Linked DNA regions of Mus musculus: region 2 is linked to region 1. Evidence: chromatin loops called from intact Hi-C (ENCODE). Cell type or tissue: heart. All regions are shown on one strand. Each heading gives the region's core, and the rest is flanking DNA. Links, peaks and the distances in the headings are about the cores only.

What was found. A loop is a pair of places that touch in the nucleus more often than their neighbours do. Peaks named below come from ENCODE experiments on the same cell type or tissue, not always from the same donor. Only the 100,000 strongest peaks of a DNase experiment are listed, where the experiment ranks them.
Region 2: it touches region 1 in a loop (4-fold over the local background); 16 of 42 quality-filtered maps call a loop at or near these places.

What each region holds. Positions count from the first base shown.
Region 1 is chr7:105,636,377-105,643,900 of GRCm38, forward strand. It overlaps Arfip2 (ADP-ribosylation factor interacting protein 2), which reads right to left and starts at 4,040. Exons shown (of 8, transcript NM_029802.4): 1 at 3,869-4,040; 2 at 2,949-3,089; 3 at 2,633-2,729; 4 at 1,833-1,951; 5 at 1,443-1,664; 6 at 745-902; 7 at 435-609; 8 at 1-17. The coding sequence starts at 3,047. Timm10b (translocase of inner mitochondrial membrane 10B) reads left to right here and starts at 4,069. Exons shown (of 3, transcript NM_019502.3): 1 at 4,069-4,246; 2 at 4,386-4,481; 3 at 4,652-5,470. The coding sequence starts at 4,217. The coding sequence ends at 4,828. It overlaps Gm22504 (a small nucleolar RNA gene), which reads right to left and starts at 6,100; the gene lies at 5,962-6,100. In heart, for the core only: no CTCF peak of the experiment used is centred there; DNase peaks (open chromatin) are centred at 3,125 and 4,025; H3K4me3 peaks cover 2,595 bases; H3K27ac peaks cover 2,415 bases.
Region 2 is chr7:105,396,415-105,403,938 of GRCm38, forward strand. Fam160a2 (family with sequence similarity 160, member A2) reads right to left here and starts at 3,640. Exons shown (of 12, transcript NM_199009.3): 1 at 3,470-3,640. It also overlaps a transcript of Cnga4 not described here. In heart, for the core only: no CTCF peak of the experiment used is centred there; a DNase peak (open chromatin) is centred at 3,737; H3K4me3 peaks cover 2,167 bases; H3K27ac peaks cover 1,629 bases.

The DNA of each region.
Region 1 (7,524 bases), core at 1,660-6,659:
TTGTGCATCACCTTGATCTGGGGGCCCAGCAGGGTCAGCTAAGGCTAGACTCAGGCACCCTCAGGGAGGGGCTACAAGCCTAAGCCCAGACACAGTCCAGAGCAAATAGACTCTGCTGACAGTGTTTTGGGGTAGGGAGTTTTCAAGAAGTCAAAAGAGAAGGGGCAATATGAAGAAAGAAACCTGACTTAATCTGCTGGGTTTAGGGTTCTGGAACCCCAGCCAAGGGGCAATGTTTTTTTCAGTTATGCTACTGGGACTAGAAGCCAGTGATGAGGAGGGTGAACTGAAAGTGCTCAGGTTTCAAGGGGCTAGGGGAACAACCCACTCCCTAGCCAGGGGCAGCTCCGCACCCAACAATCAGAAGGGTCTGAAGGGATAGGTACTGTGTCTTAGGACTTAGGTGACTTAGGACCAAGGGAGTAGGGCAGCACCTTGTTTTCTTCCAGGAACTTCAGCTTGATGGCCACATCTCCCCGCAGCTTCTCATATTTGTCCCGATGGGTCTGGAAAGTGGCCTGGGCACTCTCAAGTCGACCACGAGTCCCTGCATCCCGGGGCCCTAGGCTCAGCTCTTCTAAGTCTGTCCGGTAGGCATCATATTCCAGCCTGGGAAGGGGGTGATAAAGGCTGGTCTCCACCTCTTCATCCACACTCATATTTCCTTTCCTTTCTGAATCTGTATGCCCCTAATGTTTGCATTTTCACCCATGCCAGCCAACTTCCCAAACCGTGGGCCCACACCTGGCAGCCTCATACTGTTTGACAGTCATGAGTGTGTCTTCCATGGTCTTGGTGACCAGTGTGTTGATGCTAGAGACAAAGAAGTTCACAGCCCCTAGCAGCGTCTCCCCATTCTTGCACAGCAGCTTTTGTGTCTCTGCATTATAGCCAAATTCCTCCTAAGGGCAGAAGGGAGGCACAGGCATTGAGTAACACTCCTTACCTGACTGCAGCTGTAGAGCCCTTCATATCCCTCCATCCCAAAGAAGAAACAGCCATCAAAACTACAACAACCAGACTGCCTCTAGCAAGGCTCTCTTAGCCACAAAGTTAGTAGGGTCCCTTGGCGATGCCTGAGGTAAGAGTGTGGGGAGTACGAGTTCTTAGGTGAGTTTACAAGACAGAACACGGAGAGCTAGTGCAGCAGGCAGGGAGGGAATCTGATTAGGCCAAGCACCAAAGGCATTCTTGATGATGTGGAGACAGGTTACTTATGAGGTACTGGTGAGCCCTCTCCCACAACCCTTCCAACTTCTGGGCCTCTGTACAAACCCTTAGGCTGCCTCCATAGGTGAGTGATGCTGGGGGCAGGACTGGGCGCACCCCAGAGGGGTTCTCCCTGGGGGCTGCAGGAGGGAGGGAGGGAGGGAGGCTGAGGAAAGCCTGCCTGGAAGGACCAGGGCCCAGTACCCCCACCCTCTTTGTTTTGGCTGAGGCACCTGAAGCTCTGGGGACTTCTGGCTGAGGTCAGCAAAGGCATCACCTAGTGCATGCTGGGTCTGCAACAGGCTGTAGAGGTGGGCTGTCAGTGCCCGGCCCAGCTGCAGGACACTTTCATACTTGCGCTTCGTCTCACGCAGCAACTCAATCTGCAGCTCTAGCTCCAGATCCACAGTCCGGGAGCCTCGGCCAAATCTCTCTGATAACAGCTGCTTTGTGCACTGATTGGAAGGGGGGGGGGGTGAGGTCAGAAATCTAAACTCCACCCCAACAATGAACTACTCCAGCACCCCCGTTCTCTTAGTCATAGCAAAGACTACACAGTAAGACCTGGGGAAAGGGAAAAGGTCCCCACGGAGAATTTCTGAGGAGAAGCACTTGAATCTTACCTTATATGTGTTGATGCCCCATTTCTTGACGATGTCAAACTTTTCTCCAGCGATGCCCCGGGCCACCTCGTCACCAGGGCCAGAGGGTGACGTGCTGTGAGATGGATGTCGGCCAGACCCTAAAGGACCAAGTTCTCTGACACCAGTTTCTCTTAGATAAAACCATACACTTCTGTGGCTCACTCCTCCCCCCCACCCCCCCAAACACACGAAATGACCTCTCTGAAGAAGGACTATCTAGACAGACAACTGCATTCTTCTGGTCACTAGGGGGAACAAGGACTCATGTCCTGACAACCAAATCAATTCAATGTATGTATCTGGCATTCTTGGAGTAGGGTAGGAGTGTTGTTGGTGTACGAGATAAGCGGGAATAGAAGCAAACATGACATGTGCGATTGGCAGGATCAAAGATGGTGAACACAGAAAAACAGAGAAGTTGGCTTATATTTCTAGGTAGAATTCTAGCCAGTAAAAGAGTCTAAAATGAAACTCTGAGAAGCCTCACAAAGCTCCAAACTGGCCTTAAGCTCCTGAGTGCTCATAACCTTAAGGTCTTAACTTGGCTCAGATGGTGGCGGCAAGGAGGAGAAGACGAGTGAGATTATCTTCGAGACTGACTGGCCAGTGGGAGGCAGATGGGCAACTCTGGGAGCTGGCCTGGGACTGGACTGTCTATGAACTTCACACCAGCAGTTCGCAAGCTCTCCAGTCCAGGAGTCAAGCTTTCCTGTATGTGTCTATGTGCCTGCAAACTGTCTCAACACCCCACCCCTCAAGCCTATCTCTATCATTCATACCTGTGGGGATGAGTCCGTCACCAGAGCCCCCATAGCCACCAGACACAATGCTAGTTTCATTGAGGTTGGGTCCTGACACCATCACCTGCTGGAGGTCCTATAGGTCAGAGAAGAGGGGGGCACCTCAGGAACACAGGGATGGATGAAACATTTTGGGGACGGAGACAGTGCATAGTAAAGTCTGTACAGAACCATAAAGAAGATTTGAAAAGTATGAAGGAGTTTAGTTAACTGAAGGCTACCGGGACAGGGGAAATTAAAGGTTTATAAGTCAGGAATGTATAACAAAACAATGAGAAGAATCAAACAGAAGCACCTGCTCCAGCCCATCGTCTTCAGGAAGCTGCCCAGCTTCGCCATTTCCGTGGATGGGAATCTCCATTGTGGCTGCCTTCCCTAGAATCCCGTCCGTCATGGCTAGGGAAGGGACTGGAGTCAAGGTCTCCACCCCAGCACGCTGTAAAGCCCAACACAGACAATTCTGGAAACTGGCCAGCACTCCAGAACAAGGAGGCCTTCCCTGTGTTCTCAGAGGTTTCAGGGGTTGTCTTTGGGCTTGGGTGTCCTGGGATCAGCCACCACGGCTTTCCTTGAGTTTGTGTGTTTCTTCTCTTCTGAGGACATTATCTCTACAGATGCATGCATACCAAAGCCTCGGGTGTCTTCTCATAACCCCCCTACCTCGCCTTCAGTAACCATTCATGCATTCAGTCATTCAACAACTATCTAGTGAGTGTCTATTATGAGTGAGATACTGAGGCAATGGGATTATAGCAGTGAGGACCAGAGGGGAGGTCTATGCTCTCTGGGAACTTAACCCTGCAGAGGCAATGTTTACCAGAACCCTTTCCTAGGCTCAGACTCTCACTTGCCACTCAGGCATGCTCTACAATCCTGGTCTTTCACATTCTTTGGTGTTCCTTCCCCTCTTCCTTCAGCCGGTCTGGGCTCTTCCTTTCTCCATCTCATGCACCTGACTCCCTTAGGCCCTCCCCAGCAGGCCTTGGTTGAAGCAGTTAGTGAATGTTCCTGGTGTCAGGTGAAAGGCTCTCTTTCCCAGGACACGGGCAATCCCTTCCAAAGTCAGCTGAAGCCTCCCAGATGTGAGGGGCTCCCCCCACCCCCATACACCTGGGCATCAGGTGTGTCCTCATCCTTGCCAAGGGCTCAGGGCATTTTGCCCTCAGTACAGGTTCGTGCGTTCAACTTCCCTTCGTCCAAGTATGTCCTTCTCACCTGGGCCGGGCCGCTCTTCCCCTCAGGGCGCGAGGCCCGGACCGCGCGGGGACCTCGGGTTCCAGTTCTCGTCGCGATCCTAGCAGCAGGTCAGAGATTTGGCGGAAGTGACATGCTCTCTGGGCAGAAGAAGCCGGCCACGTCGCAGAGAAAAAGGGCGGAAGTGACGTTTGCAGTTGTGGGCAGGACGAGCCTGGAGCTACGCCTTCAAGCTCTTGGGGAGTAGTGAGAGTTTACTTCCGGGGCGACTCTGAGAGCTCTAACCTCCCCCCTCCGCCCCCCCAACCCCGCGCCACCCTGCCACCCCGCCACGGGCGGAAGTGACTAGGGCTGTGCGCCCTTGGCGTGATGGAGCAGCAGCAGCAGCAACTGAGAAACGTGAGTGAGAGCGCAGTTGCTCTCTGGGTTAGACGTGCAGTTTGTTTCCAGGGGTACACGCAAGAACCCGAGGGGGAGACGGGCTGTGCATCCCGGGGAGCCTTAGCGGTGGTGAAGTCGTGGTTCCCTTTTCTCTCAGTTGCGAGACTTCCTGTTGGTCTACAATCGGATGACAGAACTGTGTTTCCAGCGCTGTGTGCCCAGCCTGCACCACCGAGCTCTGGACGCTGAGGAGGTGGAGACAGTGTGGGGGTCCCAGAGTTGACAACGTGACGTGACACCCTCCCCCAGCCCCCCATCTTCTCCCTCTTTCTTGACCTCACTCCTAGGCTGGGGACCGGGAAGGAAGGAGGCGGGCTTGACTGGACCCCTTTTAGTTTCTACTTCCCTCCGTCTTCCTTCCAGGAGGCCTGCCTGCACAGCTGTGCTGGGAAACTCATCCATTCTAACCACCGCCTCATGGCCGCTTACGTGCACCTCATGCCCGCCCTGGTCCAGCGCCGCATCGCGGACTACGAGGCTGCCTCGGCCGCGCCAGGTATTCCTGCAGAACAGACCAGAGACTCGCCATCAGGCAGCTAGCCGTCCCTGGCCCCTGGAGAGAAGGTGCTTGGATGGGCTCCTCTATGGACCTTGGGCTTATCTAAATGTGTACAGAGAGATTGAGCTTGAAAGCTGGGTGCTGTTGCTCCTTTTCTTGGAGCCAATAAACCCGTTTTTACAGTCTGGTTATTTGTCTATGGGTACCAGCCTTTATTCTGTCATCTAGTGCATGTGTACTGCCTTTAGCCCTGGAGGTTGATGTAGTGCCTTCTTATGTGTAGAAGGACAAATTCAGCATTCCCAGCACCCCAGCAAAAGCAGGGATTATGGGTAGAGCTTTAAGGTTAGTAATAGCAATGGGAAATTGGTTCCAAAAGGAGAGCTCTCAGTGGCTGTCCTTGGGACTAACTCAAGGACCTGAATATACATTGACTCATAACTAGTTTTTATTTTCAGCTGTCAAAAAGAATTGCTGTGAACCTAGGGGAAGAAGGTAAAACCAAACAACAAAAGCAGGAAGAAAACTCTACCCCCTTAGGCTTTAGCCACTGCTTCCTAGGAGGTCAGTGACAACAGAACAAAGACAAGCCTCTAAGAATTCAGGAATGTTGACCATTTCCCCAATTTACTCTCTTAGTACTTCCTGCCTTTGTGAAATTAGCAATAAAGACTTTAAACAAAGAAGTGCTTTCTTGTCTTCAGAGTCAGTCAGGAAGGCAGCATTGGTCAAACCTCAGGAAGAGAACTCGAGGGAGAGGGAGATGGTGTTAGGGAGGGATGGTTAAATGCCATCTGTGCCCCTCCTCTTCGGGTTTGACTGCTTGTCTAATCTAGTTTCAGCTCTCTACCCTGTGCCTTACACTAGTCTCACTGTAACTGCTCTGATGCCAGCTTCTCTATTCTTGTTTCATTACTCCCCACCCCCTCTTGTGGGATTCACATGTGTATTCAGGAGGAGTCCTTTCCTGGCAGCTGCCGGTTCTGTGACTTCATTCCTAGTGTGGAGATGGGGAAGGAAGGAGGATGTGGCATGTACCACCTTGTGGGGCTTCAAGGATGACAGCCTGCAGGGCAAGCGACAGCATGGGGTCTGCATTTATTACTGTTTTACAGGAGATGGAGCACAAGTACTTGTGCTTGCCAGGCAAGAACTTTTTTTTTTTTTTTTTTTTTAATGTCAGGCTATAAACCATTCTTAGTGCTCAATGGCTTCTGGACACTGAGCATAGAAAGAGCCACTTGCTCTTTGCCCCAATGTCACAGGCAGGGCTGAGCAGCTAGGCCAGGTCTGTGGTGCTGATCTAGGACAGCATCTTCAGGGCAGCAGGCAGGAACTTGTAACAACTAAGCTCCCCACTTCCTCTTCACTGCTTCCCGTAATTCCATCCCATCCCTTCCCTTCCAGTATTGCATCAGGTGACCAGCTTTCTTTTTTCTTTTTTCTTTTTTTTAAACAGAGGAATTAAATTCCTCGTCAAAACCAACTATTCACAGAGCAGATTTGCAGAGCAGATTTGCTGTCCTACCCCCCACCTATAGGTCAGAAATAGGCATCTATTTATTTATTTATTTATTTATTTATTTATTTAGAGATGTGGTCTCATGTACCCAAGGCTGACCTGGAAATTGTAACTAAAGATGACCTTGAACTCCTGGTCCTTCTGCCTCTACCTCCCAAGTGTTGGCCAGCCAAAAAGTTGAAAATCTTAGTTGATTCCATATTGAGAGGCAGATCTTGCTCCAAGGCTTGTTATACATGCCTGTAATCCTTAACAGGGCAAGAATTGTAAGTTTGGAAGCAGTCTGCACTGTTAGATCAAGACTCTACCAATAAAGTGCAGCTGGAACATTAAGCCTGATATTCTTTGCACTACAGCAGGCTGTTTCTCTAAATCGTGTCTGTTGAGTTATTTTGTATAAATTTATCATACTTACTCCTTTTAATTGTGAAACTAGGAGGTATTATTTTTCACTAGACAGGTAAAGAAGCAAGAAAGCAGACCTTAGGAGAGCCCTGTCTTACACAGTTCTTGGAAAGCAGATTTTGGTGTGTCACTTTCCTTTCTTTTCCTTTCCTTTCCCTTTTCTCTTTTCTTTTCTTTTCTTTTCTTTTCTTTTCTTTTCTTTTTTTCATTTTCCTTTTAGGTGGTTTTGCCGTGGACCCATTGGCCTTCAGCTTGTGATCCTCCTGTCTCAGCCTCCTAGATCCTGGAATTACAGACACAGGCTACAACCTGTTGCTAGATAATTCTTTAGGCATATAAAACTTGCTGACCAGGAGCTTCCTTAAAGAATGACCTGACTACAAGATTAATCTTATTCCTTGACAAGTACACATGTGAGTAGAGCAGCTTGTGAACTTGTTAGTTCCCAAAACCAGGAAGGTGGAGACCCAGGATATTGTGTGGCTGCCGAGAAAGCGCTACGTCAGCACCTGTATGTATCCTTTCAATAAACATGTGCTGTGAGTTGTCTGTGTTTCCTTTCTTCCTATGTCACACATAATTAGTAATTGCTGAAAAAAGACTAGGAAACAGATATGCCCGAAGCCTACTCTCTGAATGACCTGAACTTTTTTTGCTCTGTCTTGTTTTGTTTTTGAGATGGTCTTACTATGCAGTATCACACCTTGGATTCAAATTAGCTGGCCTTTACTTCCAAGTGCTGGGGTCACACCTATGCCCTCCACACTAAGTGTAGAGAGCTCTTACACCTAGCACTATTTGTAGCTTGTT
Region 2 (7,524 bases), core at 1,501-6,500, 240 kb before region 1:
ACTGTGAACAATTTATTCAAGCTAGAACACAGAGGAGGAAGTGGCAACAGACAAGGCATGAAGAGGTGAGTTGAGGCCATATAAAGGAAATTGGATGTTGTCCTACAGGCTACAAAGAGCCAACTTTTTTAAGCAGCATAGTTTCATGATCGAATTTGTATTTTTAGAAAGATCATTCTAGGAATAGGCAAGAAAAGATCAACTTTTAAAGCAACAGACTTTAAAAAAAAATAGGTAAGTACCAAGGAGCTGAGGACTCAGGCAAAAGTTGGTGATGATGTGGCAATGGAGATAACAGAGGAAAAGTATTGGTCATCTCAGTGACTGACCAAATTTAGGAGGTAAAGGAGCAGAAATAGAGAATGACATCAAAGTCATCCTCTGGATTGATATAAGAGCAGATGATTGCAAAAAAATGGGTCTTTGGGGCATGTTAATTCAAAGATCACTGTGGAGATTTATGCATAAGTGCATATGTATATTTAGAACACAGAGACTGAGACAGATAAAGAGAAATAATCACATCATTCTGATTTTTTTAATATATTTCCACATTCTCCCTTTAAACTAAAACTTTTTCTCCCCTAACCAGAATGAGAATTCTATGCAACTGCATAGGACCACAACTTATTTCTATTGTTATCTTATGGGACTGAATTCACAACAAGAATTTGTTGAAAGAATAAATGAATGAGTTTGTTTTCCTAGCCCTCACTAAGAGTGCACACACCACCACCAAAATGTTTCTATCACTACAGCATCCTCATCCATGTTTCATCCTCTCAGACCTACCATTCCTCTGTAAATTAAAAGTCAAAATCCATTGTAATTAATGTTACTATGGCAACAAAAAGTTTAGTATAGCAAACAAAAAGCTTTCCGAATTCTGTGCTTTCTCTAGTAGAACCAAGAATTTATACAGATCCTAAGAATGCTCTAACATGCCAACCATAGTAGTGAACACCTTTTACCCTAGCACTTGGAAGGCAGATGCTGGCAGATCTCTGTGGCCAACCAAGCTACACTGTGAGGCCTCATCTGGGGAGAGGGACAAAAAAAAAAGGAGTGGGGGAGGGAGAGGGGAGGAGAGAAAGGCAAAGAAATTCTCTAACATTATCAGTAATACGCCCAATACTATACATGCCCATTCCATGTCATTGATACAATATTAAACAAAGCTCTCATCCCTATGACATGCTCACGCCCCTTAATTTTTTTGTTAACAATTACAAATCATAAAGAAATACTACTTGCAGGTATGAGGTCCTCTATTTCATCACTTTTCCAATATATAATGTGCCCTTTGCCCACACTGCCTTTACTTTCTATTACAAATCTTCCTTCCTCTAGTCACTAGCACTATGAAGATGCCAAACTGACTTGTTTTGTCCCTCTACCCTGTGAAACTGCTAGCTTCTGAATCTGACTCATCTCTAAAATTCCTTCCTTTGCCTACTTCACAAGGTATCAACATAATTTCAGCAAATTTTAAGGATGCTATGTAAAGCATGTCACTTTGATTTTATAATGAATTAATATAATATGTAAGCATGCATGCTACTCAGATATCTAAAGTTACATAAAATTACTATATAAGTACATGGTTCTTCAACCTAAAACAACACACACACCACTATCATTCTGAATGTCAGGATTTCATAAACCAGTAAAATATTTATTTTTTAAAAAGGTGATCAACTTTTTATTTTCATCATTTTCTTTAAACCTACCATGTACTTTACCACTAATTATTTCTCCAGTGAAAGAGCAAAGAGCACCTTAACACCAAAAAAGAACAATAATATTAGAATAAGTTACCCCTGCCCCTCTTTTGGCAGTGTTGGGATCAAACTTATAGTTTTGAATATGGAAGGGCACTCTCCCACTGAGCCACTCCCCCAGGATATAACTTTATTTTTAGTTCTTTCATCCTGTCTTATACAGATGAACGCTACCATGGACTGGATCCACAGGTCAGTGTTTGGGAACCACTACTACAACCTGTTATGCTTGTCGGTCCTCAAAAGTTCTGATTATCTGGCCAGACATATCATTATGAAGAAGGCCTCTTTGGTCTCCAGAGAGAAGAAAATATACCACAAGATAAAATAACTAGCTCTGAAGCTGAGATTCTTTAACAGAATATAAACTGAGGCTGCCTCAAATTCTCTAGGGATAGTCTTCATAGAAAGACCTAAATACTGTTATGGTTAAAGGAGGTTCAAGACACCTCAACTACATAGCCGACTGTCAGATCAGAGAGAAGATCCAGAGAATGGATCATATCACTAGTGAGACTAACTTCCCCAAATTCATGTCTGTGTGGATAAGGAGATGGACTTATAAAATACAAATAAAATGAACTTAATTATAGGATACAGAGGGAAATATGAGCTGTAAAATAGAGAAAACTTTTCAGGTGGTCTAAGTGTTTGGCATCTTGATTTCACAAATATGCACATATGTCAAAACATGTACACTTAAAGTATAAGCATTTACTGTACAAAAATTTGCTTCCACAAAGTCATGGGTTTTTTGTTCCTGCTTTTCAAACTCCTAAGAAGAGCAAACCTAAACACAGTGCTGCATATAACAAGCCATGTGACTTCCATGAAAGCAACTGCTCGTCCAATACAGATGACAGCAACAGGGAAGGAGGAATGTAGTAAGGGTGCCCAGAAGCAGGCAGAGAGAAAATATGGGTAGTTCTCTCTCTCCACCTCTCAAAACACAAAAACAAACTTCCTGATGGCCTCATTTTAAAGTCTGCCTTACAAAAGCAGAACCTGAGGAAACTGTGGTTCCATTATTACTCTGTAGATGACTAAACCTCAAACATTTTCCTTATCACAGTTACTGTTGCTTATGATGCTGTTTTGTGTGTGGTGTTTGGGGTTTGTTATTGTGGTTCTGGGGTTTTTTTTTTTTTCCTCCTCTCTCACTCTCTAACATATCTATGGGCACAGGGCGGCCAAGTGCACAACACTTGCGCCTGTACTTTACTTGATCGTAAACTATTGCTCTCCCTGGACAGGGCATCCAAGGAGGCCCCACAACCAACCTCAGCTCTCATGCAAGTCTCATAACCCTCAAGCCCCTTTCCTCCTCTGCCCTGCTTTCAACTGCTACACCAAGGCACAGCCATCCCCCGCTGGTTCCCGCCTTGGCCTTTAACGCTCCCCATCCCCGCACAGGCCTTACCCCCTCAACTCTTGTCCCAGGACGTCCCTCACCTTTCCAAGCTCAGCGAACCCACACCCTTTGCAAACGGTGGTTATGAGTTCCTTCAACTGGGCCCTTCGGAGCTGGGCCCAGGATCCCCTCCAGCGGGCTTCTTCCTGGTGCACAGCACCTAGGCTGTCCCCTGCCCCCCTACCTCAGATGTTCGCAGCCCCTCACCACCTGCCAACCCTTCACCCTGTCCCTTCAATTCCAAACCCGGTGCCGTCATCCCGAATCCCCTCGGCACCTTGCGCCTCTGCGCGCGCCGCGGCCCACGCGTCTCTTTCACTTGCACCACGCCGCCCTGCCCGGGCCTGTCGGCGGCCGGGCTAGGTGAGTTCAGGCCGCCGCCATCGCTCCTCAGGCGAACCAGCCGCGCCCCGCCCCGCGCCACACGCAGCCCGCGCCCCCGCGCACCTCACGCAACCGCCCAGTGACGCACGGCTGGGCAGCGGCGTGCCAGCTCATTGGTCCGGCCAGGCCCCAGCCAGAGCGTCGACGCCCGTTTCCTGGCAACGGCCGAGCGCAGGGGCGGGGTCTCCGTCCGCATTCCAAGAAAGGAGCGGCTCCACACTCTCAGGCCCCGCCCCCTCGACCCGCAGACTCCGCCCTTCTGAGGATTCTGGCGTTTTATAGGGGACGACTGAGAAGAGGCGGGGACAGAGGAGAGAAATTCGAACCGGAGGGCAGAAGGCTGCTCTAAGGGAGGGACAAGCTTCTGAGGCTAGGAAAGAGTAGGCTTTGGAAGGCACTGGGAGAGATAGAGGGCGAGGACGAGGGGGCGGGAACACAGGCCCTGGGCGGTGCTTATAGCGTCAAGTGGGCAGGGCTTTTCCTAAAGGATAGGCCAAGGGCCAGTCTGTGGGCAGGGCTGTAGAAAGCTCTCCTAGACCAGGCTGTTTGCTACCAAGCTAGTTTGTTTCCACCAGACTTATGCACGCCGGTTGGATTCTACCTTCCTACCCGTGAAGACCGCCTCTTCCTAGCTCTCCCGAAGCTTCCGTGACCTCGTAGAACGTGGAATAAGTTCCTACATGACAGCCTGGATTCCTGATCCGTTAGAACCTGTCTCAGTCTTAGGGCTGCGAAAGGAAAAGCGTCTAGAAGCAGCACTTAGCATGATCCCTGTTCATAGAGGATGAAAGAGCTGAGAGATGGCTTCAGGGAGAAATGCTGGCTGAAACAAGAGTGAGAAACACTAAGAGAATTAGCAGTTTCCGATAAAATCTGTAGTTGATTCTATCAGTGTTACCTGATTGTGATCATTCTGTGATTACATAATATGATGGATGACAGGGGGGCATGGGTAAGGAGTTTACAGCTTTGTGTGTTGTTTTTGTGACTTTTCTGTGATTCTAAAACTGGTTCAAATTAAAAGTATCCATAAAGAAGAAAGAAATAAAAATTTCACCCTAAAGAATTAGCTATCCCAAGGCAAGGCAGAATGGTCAAGACCCGGAGAACACCTGGAGCTGGGAGCATGCAAAGCAAAGATCAGATGAGAATGAAAACGGAATATATAATACTGCGGGACTAGTTGACCGTGTTAGTTTATATTATAGTCTTGGAATTTTATACATAGTCAGGTGGACAGGGCACCTTTGCAAATGGTCATTCAAAAGCAAAGCCCAAAATAGGATCAAAAGGATGTAGAAAAGGGAGTTTGTGGACACTGGGAAGGGTTTGAGACTTGGGTAAAGGGAAGGGAAAGGATTAAATATTGACATCCTGTATAAATTAAAAACCATCAAAGGGAACCAGAGAGATACCATCCTGGTTAAAGCACTGGCTGAGCAAACGTGACAGCCAGAGTTCAAATTCCCCAGAATCTACATAAATACCGGGTGGGTGTTGTGATCCACCGGGATCTGTCCTTGAAAGGTGACTCTGTTTTATTGAGAGAACCTGTCTCATTAAATCAGATGGAAGAACAAACAAGTGTGATTCCTTCCATCAGTCTCAGGCCTCCACAAGCACACACACACACACACACACACCACTCAAGGGCATACTCACAAATTTCCAGAGCTGAGGCATTGTTATGAGAGGTGGGAGTGACAGTGACTAGAAAGAAGAAGAGTGACTCCTCAAGCTTATAATAGTTCTGCTTCTTGAGCCAAGTACTGAGCTGGGTAAGTTCAATTTGTGAAAATATATCAAACTATAGATTTCTCTATTACTGTTGTTCCAGTGATAGTGGTAGTTACTATGTTGGCTGTATTAGTCAGCTGTCCATCACTGTTCCAAAATGAGATTAATAACAGAAAAAAAAAAAGTTTATCTTGATTCAGAAATTTCTGCCATGCTTGCCTTTGGAACAGTGGTGAGGAAGTAGATCATGCCACAGAGTATATGGCAGCGGAGGCTGTTTACCTCGTGCCATCCTAGAAGTAAAGGGTAAGATAGAAAAATGTTAGAACCCCAACATTCTCAAGGGCATACCTCATTGGCATGCTACCTGCCCCTTCCTAAAAGTTTTACCATCCCCCAATTGTGCCAGAACCTATTGACCAAGACCTCAGAACATAGCCTGTGGGGTACCTTTAAGACTCAAACCACAGTACTAAGTAACAAATCACTCCAAATTAGTGGCATAAAGCAGACGGCTTGTTATTCTGTGATTCCAATGAGATGCAGCAGAAGTGGTTTATTTCTATCCCATGAGCATCTAGGAAATTCAAATGTGGGAGTGGCTTGAGCCATCATTAGAATCACCTAAAGGCTTCTTCAATTGCATGTACAGTGCTGGGCTGGAACAAGTGAAAGGCTGAACTCAGCTCAGACTTCTCAAGTTTCTCACAGTGTGATAGACAGGATCAAAGAGAGCAGGATCCTGAGAGGCAGCAATCACAATATGCATACCAAGCTACCCAGAAAGTAGCAACATCTTTGATAGTCTAACCTTAGATGTCACAAAACATCACGCTTAGTATGCTCTATTTGCTGATAGTCACAAGTGACAAACATCAAAAAATTTGCAGTCATTTTTTAAAATATCTGAATTACATAATACTAAATATTGGTCCCAGGTGTTTGGCTGAGAGGACAGAAATGGGCGTTTGGGGTGGGGGAGAAGAGTAGGTGGGAGAAGATAAAGGTGCTGATACACTGGGTTGAAGGGGACTGCGGTGGTTTGAATAAGAATGGCCCCCATAGGCTCATATATTTGAATGCTTAGTCACCAGGGTGTGGAACTCTTTGAAATGATTAGAAAGATTGGAAGGTGTGGCCTTGTTGTATCACTATGGGTAGGCCTTGAGGCTTCAAAAGCCCTAGGCTTGCACTCTCTCTTCCCCCCTCGACCCCTGCCTATGGGTAAGGATATAACTCTCAACAACTACTCCTGCAACATACCTGCCATTATGGCATTACTGGCACCATGCTCCTGACCATGGACCAAACTTCTAAAACTGTAAAGAAGCCCCCAATTGAATGCTTTTTTGGTGGTGGTGGTGGTGGTGGTGGTGGTGGTGGTTAGTTGGTTTGGTTTGGTTTGGTTTGGAGTTTTAAGACAGGGTTTCTCTGTGTAACAGCCCTAGCTGTCTGGGAATTCACTCTGTAGACCAGGCTTGGCCTTGAACTCGAAAAAATGCCTCTGCCTCTGCCTCTGCCTCTGCCTCTGCCTCTGCCTCTGCCTCTGCCTCTGCCTCTGCCTCTGCCTCTGCCTCTGCCTCTGCCTCTGCCTCTGCCTCTGCCTCTGCCGTCTCCCAAGTGAGTGGAGGCATTAAACCATACCTGGCAAATCATTTATAAGAGTTGGCCTAGTGATGGAGTCTCTTCACAGCCTTAGAACAGTGGCTAACACAGTATGACAGTTAAGGTGTCAAAGTGGGATCTAGTATGCAGTTAGTCAGTCCTAAGGATGACTAAAGCTCAAGGAAGTTCATGAGAATTACTAGATAGCAAAATAATTCTGTGGGTGACCAAGATCAGCCAGAACATGTGTGGAAGATGGAAATGAAAGAGAGAGATCTAAGATTTCTAGGAAACACTAACCTAGAAGGAATGTGCGAAGACTCTTATAAAAGAGACTAAGAAATAAACAGAACACCAGGAAATGGTGACATTACAAAAGCTATGGACAAAAACATTTTGGAAACATTTCCTAGGGATATAGATATTTCTTTCAAGAAATTCCAAAAATGTAAATCTGACACTAACCCATAGCTGTATAAAACAGTTTACAGGTCTCCCATTGTCTTTGATTGTCCCCTTTTGTTCTTAAAATTAGGGGTAGGGGACAGGTTAGCAAGATGGCTCAGCAGGTAAAAGCATGAGCCTCACCACTGGAATTTGTGTACC